Linked DNA regions of Homo sapiens: region 1 is linked to region 2. A link is a loop called in an ENCODE intact Hi-C map of the cell type or tissue named here. Cell type or tissue: PC-3. All regions are shown on one strand. Each heading gives the region's core, and the rest is flanking DNA. Links, peaks and the distances in the headings are about the cores only.

Region 1 (8,345 bases), core at 326-8,325, 83 kb before region 2:
GTTTGTTTGTTTAAAAAAAGAGTAATTTTTGTTGTTATTGTTGTTGTTAAATAGAGACAGGGTCTTGCTCTGTCACACAGGCTGGAGTGCAGTGGCATGATCATGGCTCACTGCAGCATTGAACTCCTGGGCTCAAGTATCCTCCTGCCTCAGCCTCCCAAGTAGCTGGGACTGCAGGTGCATGCCATCACGCCCACCTAATTTTTGTATTTTTTTTGTAGAAATGGGGTTTCACCATGTTGCCCAGGTTGGTCGGGAACTCCTGGGCTCAAGTGATTTGCCCACGTTAGCCTCCCAAAGTGCTGGGATTACAGGTGTGAGCTATTGTACCTGGAAATAGTAAATTTTTAAAGGCATTGCATTATTATTAAATTGGCAGGCTGAGTACTGGATTATGAATTGAAGGTCTTTTTCCATCAGAAGTGTAAAAGCACTGTTCCACTGTTTTCTAATTTTATTTGTTGCAAGTGAGAAGTCTGATCCCCTTCTAATTTTTAATTCTTGTTCTATGACCTCTTTTTATGTAAACATTTATGTGAAAGGCTGAAAACAATTTATATGTCAAATAAGAGGTTTATTTATTTCTATCTTTTCATTCAGGTCAAATAATATAATGTCTGTATACAATTAAGCCATTAAAAAGGGGGAGGCTCCAGTGAGGTGAGATCACACCACTGTACTCCAGCCTGAGTGACAGAGTGAGACCCTGTCTCAAACAAAACAAAACAAAAAATTATATTTTATAAAAATATTTAATGTCATAATAAAATCACCAAGATGAAAGAGATTATATATTCATGTTTTAAAATACTGAAAACTAATTCACCAAAATATTAAAAGTGCTGCTGCTGGGTGATAAAATTTTGGGAGTTTCTTCTTTTTAGTAACTTCTGTATTAAAAACATTTCTAAAACCTGTTTATTTTTACAGTTGGGTTTGAAAAATGTGTCCTAATGCCATGTTAAAGTCTTCCTAGAGCCAGTAATAAATATCAATGTTACATTGGAAAAAAACAAAGGAGAAGATTACTATAAATCTTTATAAATGCAGTTTTAAGTTTTAACCTCATATTGCTGGCATTTTATTATAGACTTTTTTCTTTTTTTTTTTTTTAAGACAAGTTCTCATTCTGTCACCCAGGCTGGAGTGCAGTGGTGCAATCTCAGCGCACTGCAACCTCTGCCTCCCAGGCTCAAGCGATCCTCCCACTTCTGCCTCCCAAGTAGCTGGGATCACAGGCATGCACCATTGCACGTGACTAATTTTTGTATTTTTGGTAGCGACATGGTTTCTCCACTTTGCCCAGGTTGGTCTTGAACTCCTGGGCTCAAGCAATCCTCTGGCCTCAGCCTCCCAAAGTGCTGAGATTACAGGCATGAGCCACCATGCCCAGCCTTATTATAGACATTTTCTAACATATGGCAAAGTTAAAATAATTTGTCAGTGAACCATTGTATGCCTACCACCTAGAATATATGAATAATATTTTACTATACTTGCTTTATCCCCTGTCTACCCATCCCTCTATCCACATCAATCCCTCTTTTTTTTTTAGTATTTCCAAATAAATAGCAGACATCCATACTCTTCCCTCTAAATGTTTCAGCATGCATTTTAGAGTTCAATATTTTCTGTATTGTTAATATTTAGAGTTCAACATTGTCTGCAGTACTTTTCTTTTGAGGTAAAACTTACAAACCTGAAGTAAAAGGTAAAACCTGAGTAAAATGTACAAACCTGAAGTGTACATTTGTTGAGTTTTGACGATTGCAAACATCTGTGTAATCCAAACTGCTATCAAGATATATTACTATATCACTTCATGTAAATTGTAGAGCACTTGCAATCATATAGTCCACTTATCAGCCACCTCCATCCCTTATTTTATGCTATAATTGTCATATGCATTAAATTTATATACATTATAAACATGAGACAATGTTATAATTTTTGCTTAAAATTGTTATATATATATTTTAAAGAAACAGATAAAAAATATTTTCTAGTTACCAGTTCTGATGCTCACCTTTCCTTCCCTTCCCCTCTCCTCTTCTCTTCCTTTCCCTTTTTTTTTTTTTTTTTCCTGTAGCTTTTTAAAGATGTTGGTTAATTGTTTTCTGGTCTCTTCATTTCTCATGAGACTTCAGTGGTCATCAAATAATTGTTCCCTTATATATAGTTTGTTGTTTTTTTTTTTTTGCCTGCTTTCAGAAATTTCTCATTGTCTTTGGTTTTCAGCACTTTGGTTATGCTATGACTTGGAGTTTGCTGAGCTTTTTTAAACTGTAAATTTATAATTCATATAAAAATTGGGGTCTGGGCACGGTGGCTCACGCCTGTAATCCCAGCACTTTGGGAGGCCAAGGCGGGTGGATCACGAGGTCAGGAGATCAAGACCATCCTGGCTAACATGGTGAAACCCCGTCTCTATTAAAAATACAAAAAATTAGCCAGGTGTGGTGGCAGGCACCTGTAGTCCCAGCTACTCTGGAAGCTAAGGCAGGAGAATGGTGTGAACCTGGGAGGCAGAAGTTGCAGTGGGCCGAGATCATGCCACTGCACTCCAGCCTGGGCGACAGAGCGAGAGTCTGTCTCAAAAAAACAAAAAGCAAAAAACAAAAAAACAAAAACAAAAAAAAAAGGGAGAAATTTTGTCCATTAATGCTTAAAATGTTTCTTTTGTTTAATTTTCTTTTTCTCCTCTCCTCTGGGCCTCTTATTATACATATGTTAAACCTTTTGGCTTTGTACCACAAATCCTTGATGCTTGCTTGCTTTCTTTGTTAAGTTTCTTTGACCACTCTATTGCCTATTAGATAATTCTATTGATTCTACTTTCAAGTTCAGTGGCTCTTTCCTCTGTCATCTCCTTCTGCCATTAAGCCCATGGTGAATGTTCTATTTCAGATAATTTAATTTTTAGTTCAAGAATCCCTATTTGGTTCTTTTAATGGTTTATTTCTTTGCTGAAATTTCCTATCTTTTCATTCATTGTAAGCATATTTCCTTTTACATCACTGTGCATGTGTACAACAGCTACTTCAAAATTCTTGCCTGTTACTTTCAACATTTGGATCATCTCAGGTTTGGTCTGTGTTGACTATTATTTTTCTTGAGAATAGATCACATTTTTTGTTGTTTCTATTATGTTGAGTAATTTTGGATTATATCCTAGACACTGTGAAAATTATGTGAGAAGACTCTGGATTTGGTTATATTCCTCCAAAGAGTATTACTTTTTATTTTGTTTTGTTTTAGCAGGCAAGTGACTTAGTTAGACCAAAACTGTAAACTCTTCTCTCTTGGGCAATAACCCAAATCTCAGTCCAGTTATTTTATTCTTAAGGAAGCTACTTGGAATCTGGTCCATCCATGAAGAAGTCACAGATCAACAAAGATTTGAGCAATTTTTAGTTTCCCTTTCCTGGTTTTATGATTGCTAGGATTCCCCCTTCACTTTCCAGTAGCTACAATTGCCTTGAACTCTGTGCTCTGATTCCTTAGACCAGAAAGACTCCCAATTTTCTATGGGCATTTCAGCTACCACATGTTGCCAACTGTGGTCTGCCTTCAGGCGAAGAGCTGTTAAAACACAGGAAATCTACCCTTTACCATTCCCTTCTCCCAAATGCCAACCTCCCTCCAGAATAAATTTCATTTTGTTCAGGCTTCATTGCCTCCAGGTAGATTTTTGTTTGTTTTTTATTTTGCCCAGAGGTTATAATTGTTTTCTGTGGGAGGACCAGTCTAGCAGAAGCTTAATCAGGCATTCCTAAAGTGAACCATCAACTTTAGGAATGCTGATGAAAATTTTTCATACAAAAGAGTAAAACTTTTATTTAGGAGAGTGGAGGTAAGTAGAAATTCTTTGGAGAATGGTTGTGAAAATTTAAGGAGAATGAAACAGAACTAAAAATTACACAGCAAGAATTCAGACTATATAGACTAAGGAGGTCTCCAAGCCAAAGGACACCTCTAAGCAGGTGCTGCACCAATTGGCAGTAGCAAGAAGGAAAGCAACCCAGAGTTTATATTGTCAATACTTTCATCTCTACATGTCCCTGTTAACACTTACCCTTCCCTTCCTGATGTAAACCCCTCCCCTCCTAGAGTATCAACAACACATAATACACTTACTGAGTTTGATTTCCAAGTTCCTCCAGGCATAAGTCTCTCCTCCATTGATGAGCATCTGAGTGGGTAAGTGTAGGCTTTCTACTGCCATGGGTATCAGGTTTATCCTTGTGTCCTCTTGGGTGAGTTATCTTTCTGAGACTTAGCTTCTTCACCTGCAAAATGGGGAAAGTGAACTAACAGGTCTTTAACCATTTTTTTTTTTTTTTTTTGAGATGGAATCTTGCTCTGTCGCCCAGGCTGGAGTGCAGTGGTACGATGTTGACTCACTGCAACCTCCGCCTCCTGGGTTCAAGCTATTCTCCTGCCTCAGCCTCCTGAGTAGCTGGGACTACAGGTGCACGCCACCATGCCCAGCTAATTTTTGTATTTTTAATAGAGATGGGGTTTCACCATATTGGCCAGGCTGGTCTCGAACTCCTGACCTTGTGATCCGCCCGCCTTGGCCTCCCAAAGTGCTGGGATTACAGGGGTGAGCCACCGCACCCGGCCAACCTTTTTTTTAATCTCCGAAATTATATAAACTTGTATAGAAATTCTACAAAACATCAACATGCTTTAAACATATTGCAAAATCATTTTTTTCCTCTAACATCTGCTATCCCATACCACACTCAGGGTATCATGTGCTATATAAAAATCCACTAGAGGGGAGTAAAACATTAAGTGAGAACATACAACAACTCAAGTTGGGTATCCTGTATAAATTATACTTGCAACTGTTACCTTATGTCTATTGTTTCTGATCAATCTCACTTAATTGCTTTAAAACCCAAAGATGTGAGGGAATCACTGATTCCATGTCAAAGTCTTCTGCTCTGTGGAATAAAGCCCCACGCCTAAGGCTAGGGAGTCTTTGTACTCTTTAAAGCCACTCACTAATGGAACAAGAGCAGTTCCTTAAAACAATACACATGCCCATTCCATTTCTAGTTTTCTTTTTATTTATAACTAAGTTATGGTGACCAAAAAGATTCCCTAAACCTTAATTCAGAAGAGAAGTTTCCTTCTGAGCACTAATTCTCACTGAAAGGCAAAAGCAACTGCAGTGTTCCTGATCCTTGAGTAGTTCAATATTTAAAGAGACTGCAGAACATTGTCTTTGTTCCAAGTTCTTTGCACCCCAAAAGCTGATTTCCAAGTTCTTTGTTCCAAGTTCTTTGCACTCCAAAAGCTGATTTCCAAAAGCTGAAGGAAGGAGTCCTTAGGTGGGGGTCCCCTCACATTAAGATTATTAAAGACCCTGGCCCATTGGTTTACTACTTCCACTTTAAAGAAATATAATTTTAACATAGTAAATTCATCACCTCTTCAAAGTTTTCCAAGAAGATCTGGGCCCTGGTTCTTGTTCTCGGGGAGAGACATTTTCAGGGAAAGAGAAGAGGGGACACGGGCAGGAGAAGGAAGGTGGCCCCTACTGAGGCTCCACTGGAGAATCAGCTTAGAAGGCTAGGCATCAGGACGATCCAGGCACACACATTCTTTAATTTGTATTTCTAGAGGGTGTCTACATTTCTTACTTTCCTAGTAGTTACAGAATGATAAAGAATGGATATCACTAACTTTAGAGTCAGCTGACAAGAGTTTAAATCCTAGATAAATTAGTTGATTTCAACTGTAAGTCCATAAGGAAATGGTGATGAAAACAAAAGAACAAAACTTGTTCCTTCACTATGTATAGCTTGAGAAGTGCTGGTGGACAGAGGCTGCCTTGAAGCAAGAAGTCCCTTTAGTTTAGGGACTTGGGCAGCCCAAAGTAATCTGCAGGGTTAAAGCCAGGGAATTAAACAGCTGGACTTCACTTTCTTCTTCCTTCCTATCTCCTGCCAGCGCTACTCGGTGACCAAACCCAACTGGGAGCTGGAAAGAGGATGAGTAAGCACTGTTGATGCAGCTCAAACCTGTCAGAGCCCCAAAGTCTAGAGCAGGGTGGAGAAGATGAAGGGAGGGTCTGGAGGAGCAAACAGTTGACAAGCAGATGCAAAATTATTCCTGTAACATCTCCACTTAGACTTACAGTTCCAATTCTAACATGTGAGAAAAGGCTTATTATTATTATTATTATTAGCAGAAGTATCTTCCCCTTCAGCAAGTGCTCCTTGAAGTGCTACTTTGAAGGTCTGGGGAGCTCTGGGGAAGGATGGAGGGCATATTGGAATGTTCTATTTCTACTATGCCATTCTTTAAGGGCAATCAATAAAGGAACACCACAGAAGCAGCAGTGTAGTGGCCCATAGCTGCAGGTTCCTCTAGGATGAGTCTGGCCTGGCAAGGACTGGGGCATTTGCCCAGCAGCTGCCTATTACGGTAACTGTTTCTGATTATTTTGTAGTGGCTCAACTTGTTTGGGTTAAACCATATTCCCCAGAATTCCCTTGCTAATAGGTTCTGCCCAGGTTGGGCTACAGGAGATATTCTCTTGCAAGAGTTGGGGGATGGAAGGGAAATAGCAGCCATTTTGTTGCATTCACATGCTTCTGCCAGTTATGCAATCGAACACGAATGTAGGTGCTGCGATGAAGGAACTTGTGGGTATAAATAAGTTCCTAATCAGGTGATCCTTAATTAGGGAAATTATCCTGTGTGGGCCTGACTTAACTGGTTGGAAGGCCCTACACGAAACAGAGACCCTGCCTGTGAACAGTAGCTTTGACCTGTGCACGTGGGGTCCCAGCTTGCTTGTGCTCTTCCCTTCTTGACTGCCTATTCTGTAGACTTTGGACTCACTTACCCAGCCCCCACAATTGTATACGTAACTTCCTTAGTATCTATCTATCCATATTAGTCATCTTTATCTCCTATTGGTTCTGCTTCTCTGTTTGAACCCTGACTGATAACACTACTTCTTACACGTGGGCAGGCAGGGAAGGCAGTGGAACAGTTCTCATTCCAGTCCCTGTGCCCCCTACACACCCCCACTAGCTCAGTGTCATCCTTTCCAGACTCAGTTTTTCTGTGACCCGTGTCCTTCTCTGACCCCCAATGACACAGGCAGCTCCTCCACTCCCATTAAAGAGGACCTGGAAGGCAAGGAAGGGCCACAGTCAGGGAATCCAGAAGAATGACCTGGTAGAAGGGATGGAGGTGAAAAAGGTAGATGCAAAGAACTGAAGGATCGATTGACAGAAGGAAGGAGGAGAAGAGGAACAAGATTGGTGGGGAAGCAGGACGGGTGGTTTAGGAAAGGTACAGAGAGAAGATCTGGAGGAAGGGAAGGAGTGAGGTCGTAGGAAGGAGAGGGAGACTAGCAGGGTACACCTGTGTTTAGCTTTGTCCTCCTTTGTCATCATCCCCTCCTTGGGAAAGGGAAGGCTGTTTCCACTAGTAGGATGCCTCACACTTCAGTTATAAATAATCTGTGGAGTACCACCCCATATGTGTAAGTGGCTAATCTTTTTTTGTTCCAGTTTTCACTATTTTCAGGTCTTCAATTTTTAGTACTAAAAAGCATAACAATGTTATTCATATGCTTGCTTTAAAATTTTTGATATAAGCGAGGTACAGAACAGTAGGTATACTATGCTACCACTCATATAAAATATGGGATATTTATTCATTTATACTCATGTAAATAGGTTTTGAGTAACAAACTCTGCTTCAAGGGTGGAGAATTAGGCAACTGGGACCAGAGCTGGGAAAGGGGCTTTTTATATATTAATGTTTTAAATGTGGACTTGCTTATGAATTGTCACCATAGATATTGATTATTCTCTGTGCTGCACCTATATGTAAGTAAAACACATAGAGGAGTCAGCCACTGCTATCCTTTCCTACATCTCTCCAAAGCTCAGTCTGTGACAACAGTGAGGCAACACTCCCTGGGAAGGTATTGCCACATATGATTCTGTTCCTCCTCAGCAAACAAATGATTTGTGCCAGTTAACTTAATGCGCCGCAATGATCCTGCTCACCATTGCCATGACCACCCATCCCATGTGCTTTGTGGGAAAATGAGAAACCCCAATAACATATAGAGCCGAGGTTTCTGTACTAGCTTTAGTGAGAGCTCCAGAACAAAGGGAACACATTTTGTACCCATTTAAATCAAAACCAGGCATCTCTGCTTAGGGTGTGCATCCTGATTAAGCAAGCAAAGTTGCACCCACCCCAGAGGAGCCAGCATATACAAGATACATCACGGAAGGACTCTTTCCCTGGTTTTTCTCCAACAGAAACTCGCCTTATGGATTTGGGCTTAAACAATTATCTAT
Region 2 (8,345 bases), core at 115-8,114:
ATAACATGAACATGGACCACGGTGCCTCATATCTAATAAATAGTAACTCTTATGGGATGAATAATAACATTCTACGGAGATAGAATTAAGAGAAAATAACCACTTAACAGCCTAAAAAATCCATCCTGTCATTGCGTGACACAGACTAGCTGTTGAGGTATTTGCTGTCATTGAGAAATTCTAAGAAGCAACTAACTATATCCTGAGGTCTTACTTCATTAAACTCCCCCCCAGGAAAAACAAGGTTTTTTGGTTTTTCCTTCACATTCATCCTGTCTACTGTTATATCACCATACAATAGAGATATCAGCTTTGACATGTTTAACCTAAAATTTGTTATGGGTGGTGAGCAAGAAAACTGAGGAAATTAAATGTTGCCACCTACACAGAATTACTGCTTTAAAAACTACAATAAGAGACCTGAACACAGCTTCTCATTGAAGCACAGTGCAGTGGTAGAAGCAGCAGTAAATGAGGATAGTTATTCTTTGGCAGACTTAACTTTTAATGTTTAATCAACTATGTCCAAAGAGCCTCTATTTTAAACTTCTGACTTAAGATCATGATTGTATTAGACTGTAAACAGAAAATACCATGACTAATTCACCATGAACCTGAATAAGTGCCCTCTCAGAACTTCGTGTGGTTAAATCATCTTACCATTGTACTCACATACATTTCCTGAACACACACAAACATCACGCAAATGCGTGTGCACACACACAAGTTCTTGAAAGTCAAGTTTTTACAATACCTGAAAATGGTTCCATTGAGGATCTGAAAATTTAATTACATTGGTTGCTTGGTTATTAAATTCCTGCTTCTGACCATTGGTATATGGCCTAAAGTTTTCAGGAAGGTGATATAAATCAGTCTGTTCACATTTACTTGGAGGACTATAACCACTTCCACCTTCATCTCCACCTTCTTCAGGATGGTACACAGGATGTCGGTCTTCAGTTTTACTTCTATTTTCTTCCCAGACATTACCACATTTTTCTCCAGCATATAAACTCTGAATTTCATTATAGCCCTATTAGATAACAAGAGTAAAACAAAAGCACGAAGATCCAGTCCCACCCTCACCAAAGTCATCATCACACCAGATACTTACATTTACACTTTGAGATTTGGGCAGCATTTGCTCATTCCAGCTCATCTCCAATTGCTCAGGATGATGTGGTCTCGAGAAAAAGGAATACTTTCGATTTAAAGCGTATCATTTATTTGTACATAGATAACACAAAGAACCCCAAGATTTTAACCTTTTTCCTTCCAATCTTCACCCAAAATTTTAAGAATCAATTTACAATTTTATAATCATGTAATTATTAATCTTCATCAAAAGAAAAAGACTTATAGAATTGCAATATACAAGTGAAAGTGACTTCAGGTGCTTACTGTCCGTCTGTGCCATCCTCGCTGCAGTCCGAATACTGGAGCTCTGGAGAGGAGAGGTCGTCATCCAGCATGTCATGGGGAAGGTCTGTGAGTAACTGCTGCAACTGAGTCAAAAGGTCTGCATCAATATCATACCAACTTAAACACAAGACACCAAGCCAAAGCTGCCTTGGAACGAGTGGTTTTTTACTGTAGAGGTCAAAGAAGTTCATAATTCCCTCCTTTAATTAACTTCTTAAGTTCCACACAAATTATATTCATCATTTCACTTGGGGAAAAGGGAATGCATAATTTTAGGATTTATATCAGAAGGCTTTTTTTTTTTTTAACGAAGATCTCAGATTTAAATACACATAGAGCAGAATTCAAAAACTTTTTTATGGAAACACAGCAAGTCACAATAATGGTACAATCAATGCATTATGTTATCACAGGGCAGGCAGACTAAGTCTCAGAATCCTGTTTTATCAGTAATCAGACCTTGGGGAATTGACAATTAGGCATCCCACAGGGAATGTGAGTAGCCAGATGCACTCTGGCCAGGTGATGAGAACAGCAGCAGCAGCAGGTGGCCTAGAAGCTCTTAAATGCTCTGATAATGTAGAAACCCGTGGGAGTCACTAATTAGTAGAGAGCCATCTAATTCCAAAGATGAAAAGATACATAATACCCTGCTCTCATACAACATCTGAGTAAAAGAAGAGTTGGAAGACTGTTTTCTATAGATAGCACATGCAAAAGCATGACACTACATCTGACATTAAATGTTTGATTTCTCTCTCCTATTATTTTCTAGAAAAAAATCAGTTTTAGCATTCTGCTTATTATATAAACTAGATAGACAAAATTAATTCATTCAAATTTCAAATGTGATAAAAAGATGAGTAAATAAGCTAGTCTGTTAGACATAATTCAATAACATTTAGGATTTCAATAACTGTCTGCTATTGTCTTTCTTCAAAACCCAATATAATAATATTACCCTAAAAATCCCAATATAATGTATTTCTTAAATTATGTAACAATTAGAAGATCAAATATTATGTTACTAAATACTTTTTAGGGAAACTGTTTCTAATTACTTCTCTTTAAGAAACTAAGCACCAGTTTAATTGACAGCTTGATTAAATCCCTCCAAAGGACATAAATCAAACCCCATAACATTGTGCAAGTGGATTTTAAAGACTTTAAATACTTTGTAAAACCTTTCAGGAAAAAAAAAATGAGATGCTCCCTGGTCTATAGCATTTTTTTTCCACTTTACCTGTCATTAGTACAAAAGAAATGGAATGTGTCCATAAAACATATCTGAGTATTATATTAAGAATTACCAAAAAAAAAAGTTTCTTAAACAAAATATGTATAGTAAAAGTTAAATAAATATATTTTATGGAAGGTCTGAAAGGAATGCCCCAAATTCTTAACTGAGCTTTGGTGAAATAAAATTTGGGAATGGGAACAGAGTATGTTGGAGGTGGGTGGGAATACTTCCTCACTCTATATTTATTTCTCATATTCACTGGATGGGTTTTTTTTAAAGGGTTTCTCAATCCATTTGTCATCTAAAGATGCAACAAGAGAAAGATATTTTCTTCAATGAAAAGTTATCTTCATCTTTAAATCTTTTAACGCTAACATTAACACACAAGACCCTCATTAAATGCTCATCTCCACATGCAAGGTACTTGAAAAATCATTTTGAGAATTAGCCATATCAGAGTTGACTGAGAGATATAAAAAACAAGAAATACAAAAGACACAACATGAAAAACAAAACAGAACACATCAACATATTTGTACAAGACATGCCTCAAATGAAAGGTAGCAAAGCAATTCTACAAAGACACAAATGCACTAGAGAAAAAAGTTGCATCTATGAGGTCTTTTAAAAGTAGCACCACTTGTTGTCTAGAATTATGCATCACTGCTTTAAGGAAAAAGACTACCCCCACATGTTACACAAGGAAAAATAAAACAAATCTTTTATACTTACATTAAGTAAAGACTCCTGAACAGAAAGAATATTTTCTTGTAAACCTTCAGTAAGGTTCAAGTACATAGCCTTAAAATTCAGGGGCGCCTTGACAGGGACATCTGAAGAGTACATTGTTTTCCCCGCACAAAAACAAAAAACTACATAATAATTCAGCAGTTATTGTAGCTTTGTGACACCACAAAATTGGCATCCACAGAGAAAAATTAATTTGAGTATAAGCAATCAGCTAATCAAAATGCTTCTGGATACATACATAAACATCAACTAGCAAAATCATCCCTATAGTATTCAGAGTCTTGCAAGATATTTTACATATATGCTAACATTTTAAAATTGATCTTCAAAAAATTTATCCATCAAGTTCTTTGGCATAGCTGGGTCATATTCCCTGGCTTCTGTAAGTTTCAGGGCAGAGAAAAGCTAAATGAAGTCCTCCTAAATAAGGCCATTCAGGAACAAAATTCCACCTCCAGTGTTTCCATTTCCCAGGATCAAAGTGTGCCCTCCTCATATACATTGTCAAATTGCCCTTTGGTCACTAACCTTGTGCAATAAAACACAAAATTGCCGTATCTAGATATGCATGTTACCAAATACAGAAATTTAGAAACTATAAATTTTCCTCATTAAAGATCTATCAAACTTCCAAATACAGATTCAAGAACAGAAATAACAATCCTTATAAGTGATAAGATTTAATACCACTCATTAATTTAAAATTCATCAGACTGCTTTTTGGCAGCAAGCAGCAATCTCAACAGGATATTACTGTGTATTAACCGAGTTTAAAAATTTAACAGATACCTTCCCTGTAAGAAAGATAATTTGCCACTCTAAGGCTTCAGTTGAAATAAATTCAGAATCATTCTATAAACTCCCCTCCTTTTCTACTTCATGTTTCTTTCTTAAAAAGAAAAAAAAAGAGAGCATTTTACTCAAAGAACTTTGTTAACAAAACACTTTGCAATAACCCATGTAGAACATACAAAAGCCTACATTCAGGGGCAAATGTAAAACAGAGAACATGTAAACCTTTTGTTAGGATTTTCAACTTAAATTAACTAAACAGATTATCTTCAGAGCCTATAATCCTCAATATTCATGAAGGCAAGAGGCCTCAAGTTACAAACCATACAATAATCTTCTCCCAAGAGAAAGGGTAGCAAATGGAATACCTAACGGTCATATTCCCTTTGAACAGGTGACCTCTTAGTACGCTTCTAAAAAGATTCTGATATTTTCAAATATGAATTATTAAATAATGCTTTCATGGATACACGCTAAATGTAAACAAATACTAGCTTTACAACTCCCTCTAGTGGAAACAAAATATCAAAATGCTTCCGCAATTACATCAAACAAGGCAGTTAAAAAGTGGAAGAAAGGCTATGCAATGGAAACCTTGCCTCTAAAATACATGATGCTGAGCTCAATGGAGCTTTATTATTCTATTAGAGAAGTACCACTATAAAAACCAAGTCAGTATTGCCAAGTGCAAGTTTCTATCTGCCACCTGCTACCTAAACCATCTACCTTTCTACTCAAGATCATTTTCAAATATGTCATCACTAAATGACCCGTCAACACTAAATGATCCATCATCAGCAAATATTATCTTGATATCATAGATTACCAAGTATTTCTGCCCCAAATCACCAGCTCCAGAATATATACACACATAAATAGATAATTTTACTATCTGGAACCAACAACAATCACAGAGCTACTTCTGGTGACACTGCAGAAAGTACATGTCTACTCCAGCTGACTGTGAGAGTCCAAAATGGCAATCTTGTTTAAGCTGTGGCTTTACCAACAACTGAGAGGCTTATAACAAGCATGCCTATTACAAAAAGACCTTTATCTGGGGCTGGGTGCAGTGGCTCACACCTGTAATCACAGCACTTTGGGAGGCCGAGGCAGTTGGATCACCTGAAGTCAGGAGTTCAAGACCAGCCTGGCCAACATGGCAAAACCCTGTCTCTACTAAAAATACAAAAAAAATTAGCCAGGCATGGTGGTGCATGCCTCTAATCCCAGCTACTTGGGAGGCTGAGGCAGGAGAATCGCTTGAACCCGGGAGGCAGCGTCAGCCAAGATCCCGTGATTGCACTCCAGCATGGGCAACAGAGCGAGACTCCATCTCAAAAAAAAAAAAAAAGAACTATATCTCTGTAATATCCAACTGTGCAATCACAAGTATAGAGACTTAGGTGAAAAGCATTTTTGCAAAGTCATATTGTTACATTATGAGTGAGTTAATACAAGAGCTTCTGAATTATTTTCTGGGACAGCTTTATAAAGAAAAGTTTGCTTTGGATGATATCTCCTTCTTAGCAAGAAGGACAAGTATTACCAGCAGCTCTCAAGTGGTACAATCAGAAAATAATGCCCTCCAGTTAGTTAGGAGAAACATAAGTAATGTGTGACAATTAATTGATATTAACTGACGATACATATCTCTATGATGTCATCACTCTCACTGATCTACACCCTAATCTGCTCTGTCGACTATTTTTAAGAGATGAGAGTTTCAGTTGAAACACTGTGAGAAGCTGTGGTTTATGTACCTCTCTACTATGCCTTTATGCCTTGACTCACAGTGGGCCAACTTTTACTAATGTACCATTAAGAGTTGTAGCACTTTAGAAATACATTATAGGACGTTTCTAAAAAATTCTTGCTTTTTTTTTTCCCAAAATATGGGTATATTTGTGATGGTCTCTGGCTTGAGATCCACTGGTCTAAATATCCTCTAAATATTGAATAAAGTATTTACTAAATCCTTTCCTTTTTCTGAATGTTAAAGGCACTTTCTCCCTTTGACCTTCAATACAAACAATGGAGAGAATAGAAATGGAAAAAGCAAAATCATAATTGTAAAGCTGCTCATTAGGATGGCATGAAGGTTGGAATGGTGTATTCATTGGGATATGGGCCCATGTGGACAAAATCCCAACTGGCACCAAAACAACAAAATTAAACACAGCTTGGAAAAACATGCTGTATTAGCAACTAGCCTTTCATCCCAGGCAGTGAAAATCAGGACTATCCAACCATGTACCAAGACAGGCTCTCACAAACCCTTAGCAGGGTAGACTATGAGTCAGATGTGGTATGCCTGGTAAGCCTTATAGCACATCATCAGGGATAAAGGCATTCCTCCCACATCAGCAACTTGAACACAAAGTGATTCACTAAGTAGAGAAAGCAATATGCATTAGCCCACTGCTAACAGTTATAACCTAGCCACAATCCCAAAGCCACAGTCCCAAAGCTACCAACCAGGTAGACAGGATAAAACAGCTTTTTTTCTTTAATCTCTTAAGGCTGTGAACCATTTGGCTATTGCTGGGTCAGGAAGACTGAGACAGTTAAAAAAAACCTTCTAGATATGCATTCAAGCTTGGGTTTGACCACCCAATTTATTACTTTAACTTGTAGTGACAAAGTATACATACAGCTGAAGATTTGTGAACAGTTCCGAAGTTTGTTACTAAAATTTGAACCTCTCTAGCCTCTCATCTCACTTTTTCCCTTGCAGCAATTATTTTTTAAAGTAAAAATATTTTTATTAACATGAAGTTTTTTACAAATTTAACCATAATCATCATGTTAGAGTCAATTCAGCTATATATCCTTCCACTCTGCTAGAAATACTCATTCTTAGATACTTGATCTTTCAAGAACAACTTTTCCCCTGAAATTCCCTATCCCAGCATACAATCTATCAAAGAGGTGATCCCAAATAGCTGTTTTCTATATTATCTAGAATTAATTGCCTCCTTAACTAGTATCCCCTCTAAAATTTTAACCACACAATACACTGGCAGACCTATCTCTCTAATATATTTCTCAATGAAAAATCACCTGTCAAAATATTTTTTCTTCTTTACAGTAGTGATTATTTAAACTGACCTTCTCAAGAATCCCAGTGGCTAAACCCCAGCCAACTATCCAAGCCCAGTCATGAATACCTCATGCTGCAGGTTCAAAGTAACAGAAAATCCTCATTCCCATCCTTGCCACAATTGTTGTGAGGGGCCCTGCCAAAATCCGGAAACCCTCACCAGGGTCATAAACTCAAATGCCCTCAGGGCCCTGGCAGAGAATTTACCAGAGTGAAGCAGGCAGGTCTGAGTGCATAAGCCCATGTCTGTGTGAGAAGTGGGGACTGTGGCCAGCTGGGGAAGGAGAGCCACTGCTCAGTTCCAGCCCGCCTGCTGCCATGTGCAAATACAGGCCAGGTGTGGCCAGGGCTTTGGATGTTTTTTAGATAAGCCAGAGACTCTGCAGTGCTGCATAAAATTTTCCCATCTTCAAATACAGATTCAATTTTTTAAAAGCACTCTGCAACCAACAATACCTGTCTGAACCAAATCCAGCAAGTTGCCAGTTTTCTATCACTGCCTTAATTCTACCACCAGCCACATGAGCAATGGTCAACTGACCCTATTCCTTGCTTCCTGTTAATACTCATGGTCCACAATAACTATTAAAAAAGACTTTTTTACATGTTAGAAAATGGGTCATATAAAAAATAGCGTCAGGACAAAAGAAGCCTTTTATCACAGACAATCAAGAAATTTGACTTACACTAAAAACAACCAAAACAACTAAATTGACTTCCACCAATAACACTATTACTGCTGCTATTACTATTGCCACCATTTACTGAACATTTGCTATGTGCCAAGAATTCTGCTAAACACTTTACATATAAATAATATGGTCTCTCCCTTTTATTCCTTTCCTTCTATAATCTATTCACCATGCAGCCTTCTGAAAGATCTTCAAAAATATGATATCAATTTTCCCTGCTTAAAATCCTCCACTGGCTTCCCATTGTTCTTAGAATAAAATACAAACACCTTATCATGGCTTTCCATGATCTGACACCCACATCCACCACCCAACACTGGCTCATATATACCCAATACCATGGCCT

Evidence for each region. Peaks named below come from ENCODE experiments on the same cell type or tissue, not always from the same donor. Only the 100,000 strongest peaks of a DNase experiment are listed, where the experiment ranks them.
Region 1: a loop joins it to region 2, with 10 times the contacts of the local background. A loop is called at or near these places in 6 of 110 quality-filtered maps.

The regions. Positions count from the first base shown.
Region 1 is chr15:48,712,881-48,721,225 of GRCh38, forward strand. No RefSeq gene overlaps it. Among named protein-coding and RNA genes, the nearest start is that of FBN1-DT, 71 kb to the left of the region's middle. In PC-3, for the core only: a CTCF peak has its summit at 4,776 (motif pointing right); no DNase peak of the experiment used is centred there.
Region 2 is chr15:48,796,547-48,804,891 of GRCh38, forward strand. It overlaps CEP152 (centrosomal protein 152), which reads right to left. Exons shown (of 27, transcript NM_001194998.2): 3 at 1,402-1,505; 4 at 1,115-1,184; 5 at 755-1,033. Among named protein-coding and RNA genes, the nearest start is that of CEP152, 10 kb to the right of the region's middle. RefSeq lists an enhancer at 1,683-2,222. In PC-3, for the core only: a CTCF peak has its summit at 4,717 (motif pointing left); DNase peaks (open chromatin) are centred at 645 and 6,525; H3K4me3 peaks cover 316 bases; H3K27ac peaks cover 2,853 bases.